2 separate regions of the Homo sapiens genome follow, and region 1 is linked to region 2. Evidence: chromatin contacts called from ENCODE Hi-C or POLR2A ChIA-PET data. All regions are on one chromosome and are shown on one strand. The core of a region is the stretch at or near the end of the contact, and the rest is flanking DNA. Distances in the headings are between cores, read along the strand shown. Region 1 holds the start of C11orf42 (chromosome 11 open reading frame 42). Region 2 holds the start of OR52B2 (olfactory receptor family 52 subfamily B member 2).

The links. A loop is a pair of places that touch in the nucleus more often than their neighbours do. ChIA-PET counts read pairs that join two places held with the same protein, here RNA polymerase II (POLR2A). Pooled maps may share reads with other maps.
Region 1: a loop to region 2 is called in a map with no recorded cell type, with 4 times the contacts of the local background. The contact joins the promoter of C11orf42 here to the promoter of OR52B2 in region 2. A Hi-C loop is called at or near these places in 1 of 168 maps with a recorded cell type or tissue (ovary), 1 of 37 single-sample maps with no recorded cell type and 1 of 50 pooled maps. POLR2A ChIA-PET finds 5 or more read pairs at or near these places in 4 of 52 experiments (AG04450, K562, Panc1 and 1 more).

Annotation. Positions count from the first base shown.
Region 1 is chr11:6,204,187-6,206,886 of GRCh38, reverse strand. C11orf42 (chromosome 11 open reading frame 42) reads right to left here and starts at 1,330. Exons shown (of 3, transcript NM_173525.3): 1 at 1,200-1,330. The coding sequence starts at 1,271.
Region 2 is chr11:6,168,902-6,171,601 of GRCh38, reverse strand. OR52B2 (olfactory receptor family 52 subfamily B member 2) reads left to right here and starts at 1,276. Exons shown (of 1, transcript NM_001004052.1): 1 at 1,276-2,247. The coding sequence starts at 1,276. The coding sequence ends at 2,247.

The DNA of each region.
Region 1 (2,700 bases), core at 81-2,580, 35 kb before region 2:
TTATCCTGCATATCTCTACCCCGATTTTCCTGACAATTTTCAATTTAAATAGGATAGTGAGTTTTTCTGATACTCAGAGATGGCATAGCTTTCTAATAGTGGGAGACTGTTTATTTTCAATCTAATTCTGCTTGATCTAGTCCAGGACCAACCTTCTACACTGCTGAAACCAGTTGCTCTAATACTTGGGAAGACCTTGAGCTCTCCAGTTTTTGCTTCCCTGGGAAGCTGGCCTTTGTGGTAAGCAGCTACCCTATTTGGAATGGAAGCAGCATGCCATTAAATCTTCTTTGAGTGTGGTAGGCACTGCTTTAAGATTTTTTTTTTTTTTAAGCCTGGTAGGCTGACTTCTATGAATGTTTTAAATTCACCTTCCTTCAAATCACATAGAATCTGATTCTAAATTCTCTGATCTGAAATTTCCAGTCTGCAGCTGAAAAGTGATTTGGTAGGATTTGTTGGATATCTGCAACCCAGATACAGCTGAGATTGTCCTGCTCCTTAAAATATACAAATTTGCCTCAAAATCCAAATTTCTTATTTTGTGGAAGTTAAGGTGGAGGAGATCTGTGAAAGAGTTTCAGATAAAGTTCAGATTCTATAGGAAGCTGGTTCTATAGGAAGTCCTGGTTCTAAGACTAGCCCCTATATCTCTTTGGCTTTATTTTTACCACTGCTTCTTTGAACTCTGCTCTAGAAGATTATTAGGAGTTCTCAAATATGAGTTGTTCTTTTTCCTCTCCTTGTTTTTACAAATACTCTACATTTAATTACTATTAAATTACTATACACTCACCACCCTCCCATGCTCATTAATTCAGGTATTTATTAAGCACTTTTTGTCAGGTTCTCCTCTCCCTCTTTGTGTGAATAACTCCTGCTTGCCTAGCTAGAATGTCACTCTTTCCAGGAAGCCTTCCTGATCTCCTGTCTCACCCCTGACTTAGCGTATCTCCTCTTTGCTCATAATTCCCTATACGTTGCTTTTCAGTGAACCTTTTTTACTGTTTTTGTAGTTGTCATTAAATGGGGCGGTTCGTGCCAATAACTTTACTGCAGTGCCTGGCACATATGGAAGCAGTGAGTAAATGTTGGTTATTATTGTTTTCAGACTTCCCACCCCTTCCTACTCACAAGCTGCTGAGACCCATGCAGGTCACACTTCGTTGCTTCCTCTTTAGCCTCCTTACTTTACCTACCTTATCCTTGATGAGGGTCCAGGTGGCATCAGCTTCATCCAGTGTCAGCAGGTTGGGGGTACCCACCAACATGGTGGGGTATGGGAGGGATTGGGCAGGGCAGTGGCTGCTGCAGGAACCCCAGGCAGCCCAGGGAGGTGAGACCTGAGGTCTTGGGCCCTAAACCACTGCATGACATCATAGAGGTCCTGCTAGATAATTGTACCTTGGATAGGGGGAGGACAGTGACTTTCCTAGCTTCACTGCAGTCTGTAATTCTTACTCTTGAGTCACCTATCCATCCTCCTGCATTAGGGGAAGAAAATGCAGGGTCTGTTAGGGTGTGTTTGTATATGTGTATGTGTGTGTGTAGTTCTTGGTCTGAGTTCTTTAAGGAAACAGGATCAGGCCTCTCCTCCCTTCAGCAGCATCTCTGAAGCAATTTACTATCTTAGCTGCAGATGCTTCTCTGTGAGGTTGGATTGGGGTCCTAAAGGACACGGGAGAAGTACAGTTATGAGCCACCTAACAGTGTTTTGGAAAATGATATGTGACTGACAGTGGTCTGACGCCATAAGAGTATAATGCCATGTTTTTACTTTACTTTTTCTATGTTTAGGTATGTTTTGATACACAAATACCATTGTGTTACAATTTCATATAGTATTCACTACAGTAACATGCTGTACAGATTTGTAGCCCAAGAGCAATAGGCTATACCATAGAGCCTAGCTGTGTAGTAGGCTATACCATCTAGGTTTGTGTAAGTACACTCTATGATGTTTGCGCAATGATAAAATTGCCTAAGGATGCATTTCTCAGAACATACCCTGTTGTTAAGCAATGCATGACTATATAGATCAGGGCTTATACTGAGAACCAAGCAGTGGTCCCAGCCTTGGCTGCACTTTGGAATTGCCTGGGAGCTTAAAAATTACTGTTGCCTGGATCAATTACTGGTGCCAGAGATTCTGATTTAATTGATCTGGGGTGTGCCTGGGCATCACAATTTCTAAAAGCTCTTCAGGCAATTTTAATGCATAACTTACGTTGAAAACCATTATTAATGGGTGGGTTACAATTGCAATGAAAACCAGGTGTGTGTAGGAGGTTGCTGTGCTGAGCAGTGTGACAATGTGGAGGGTAAGAATATAATTGGGATAATGTTGCCTTAGTAACGAGAGAATTTTCAGGAAGCCAGAATTACCCAGGTAAATTTGAGAAAAAATTTCTTCATGCTCCACTCCCTGTCCTAGTCTGATTTGTGCCTAGTAGCTAGATAAGAGCTGGAATATTAGCTATGTGTTATCTCCTTTGCGTCTTTGTCCAGAGATCTCAACTGTGTTTTGCTAAAGAAGAACCATTCTAGAGAGCCTTTCCTGTAGTTAACTTTTCTACTCCGTACCTTATCTGTTCAAGGAGTCCTTTCTCTGAGTCCCTCTGGAGAGTCTCCTTTGTGCCCAGGAATACCTCTTGTGTGTAGGAGGTATCCTCCCCTAGCCCAGCCCGGCATAGCTCTGTA
Region 2 (2,700 bases), core at 27-2,526:
AGAGGGATGGACTAATAAACTGAGGATTTGATTCCTTTGCATCTCTTCTTTGGGGCCCTCTGAATACCATTATCAGAAGATCAGTCTAGTGTTTATTTGGTACCTTTATAGTTCTGATTCTCTCTTTACTGTCTCTGTGGTCCCTTTTCTTCATGTTCCCTTCTAGATTCTTAATCATACACTCTTTCCCTAGTCCTAATAGCTGACAGATAGTTCAGAACTTCAGAATGAAACAAATATTACCTGAGTGGCAGGCAAGCCAAGAAGGGCTCTATACTTAATCCTTCTTGGCAGCAGGGAAACATGGTTCCTTCTGAGCGTTGGGGAACAGTGGGGTGGGAAGAAGGGCAGTATTAGTGGAGTCAGCAGAGTTTACAGGTGGGCAATAGATTGATTTCTTTTGCTCAGAATCGTTTTCCTGGGGGGCTTCTACAGATAAGGAAGCCCAGACATAACCAAGAGGCTCCTGTATAGAAATATTTGAGGAGGAGCATGAGAAGTCCATGAGGAGCTGGTGATGAAAATTGCCTGTCTCAGTTTCATTGGCTGCCCCATTGCTCACTGCATTAGGGAAGATATGAATCTGGATCAGAGTGGAGAAATGTACCCCTCTAGGCTTCCTCTGGATTCCCACTTGATACTCTACTCCCTTGCACAAGGGGCCAGAGGTGCAAGTGTCCTGTGAAATGTTCAAGGCAATAGCCAGATAAACTTAATAGGATTAAATATAACCCAGTTAAAATATAGTTTAGTTAATAGTTTTTTAGGAAGGAGATATATTGCTATGAACACAGACCATTACAAAGTGGTATGTCTTGAGGACTTATTTTAAGGTTAAAATTTTGTTAAACAGAAGTAGAAGGGGAGGGAAATTAAAGGTAAATGCAGAACAAAATCTTGGGGAAAGGGACAAGTACAACACAGGTAGGTGGAAAATGCTGCTTGTGTGGAAATAGTAGAATGAGGTCAGAAAGGGAGAGTGAGGCCAAACTCTGGGGGCAGGGTGGTTGCAGGAAGGTGCTGCCACTTCTGTTCATACTTGAAGCATTATTGCCACAGAAGCTCTATCTGCAAAGGAAGCACTATGGGCCAGAAGCCATTCCTATACCAAGTGAACATTCTCTGGGAGTACTTGCTGCTGGAGAGTCCAGCAATTTAGAAATCCATGCTGTCTTTTATGATATTTATACATATTCGGGAGTGCTTTCTGTTTCTATCACTTTCAGTAGACTCATCAGCTTCTAAGTCATTATAGAGAGGACCATAAAGTGCATCATGAGTCACACCAATGTTACCATCTTCCATCCTGCAGTTTTTGTCCTTCCTGGCATCCCTGGGTTGGAGGCTTATCACATTTGGCTGTCAATACCTCTTTGCCTCATTTACATCACTGCAGTCCTGGGAAACAGCATCCTGATAGTGGTTATTGTCATGGAACGTAACCTTCATGTGCCCATGTATTTCTTCCTCTCAATGCTGGCCGTCATGGACATCCTGCTGTCTACCACCACTGTGCCCAAGGCCCTAGCCATCTTTTGGCTTCAAGCACATAACATTGCTTTTGATGCCTGTGTCACCCAAGGCTTCTTTGTCCATATGATGTTTGTGGGGGAGTCAGCTATCCTGTTAGCCATGGCCTTTGATCGCTTTGTGGCCATTTGTGCCCCACTGAGATATACAACAGTGCTAACATGGCCTGTTGTGGGGAGGATTGCTCTGGCCGTCATCACCCGAAGCTTCTGCATCATCTTCCCAGTCATATTCTTGCTGAAGCGGCTGCCCTTCTGCCTAACCAACATTGTTCCTCACTCCTACTGTGAGCATATTGGAGTGGCTCGTTTAGCCTGTGCTGACATCACTGTTAACATTTGGTATGGCTTCTCAGTGCCCATTGTCATGGTCATCTTGGATGTTATCCTCATCGCTGTGTCTTACTCACTGATCCTCCGAGCAGTGTTTCGTTTGCCCTCCCAGGATGCTCGGCACAAGGCCCTCAGCACTTGTGGCTCCCACCTCTGTGTCATCCTTATGTTTTATGTTCCATCCTTCTTTACCTTATTGACCCATCATTTTGGGCGTAATATTCCTCAACATGTCCATATCTTGCTGGCCAATCTTTATGTGGCAGTGCCACCAATGCTGAACCCCATTGTCTATGGTGTGAAGACTAAGCAGATACGTGAGGGTGTAGCCCACCGGTTCTTTGACATCAAGACTTGGTGCTGTACCTCCCCTCTGGGCTCATGAATCTTCATGTCCAGCTCCTTCAAGGAAGCTAGATGTGAAATACAGAGATTTCCTGGACTGAGAAGGCTTTTCTTCCTCTTCTTTCTATTTCATCTTCCGCCCCCAACTTTTCTTTCTTTTCTCATAATTCTTCCTCCTTCTCTTGTTTGTTTTCTCTAACCTCTTTACATATTCCTCCCTACAACCCAGAAATAATAACTAAGTGTACATGCCTCTGATATGAGGCTTTGGTACCCTCAGTAGACTAGATAGACGCCAGAAGCGCAGGGATCTGAACACCACATGAAATGAGGTTATAAAGAAGTGGATAAAAATAATTTTATATTTACCATTTTAAGGGGTTTTAATTTTTTAAAAAAATCCCAAATGTGCATTGATTCTTTGTACAGAATCAAGTGGCCTGCCACCCACTACCACAATGGCAGGTGAGTTTGAGGAACAGCCATGCATGAC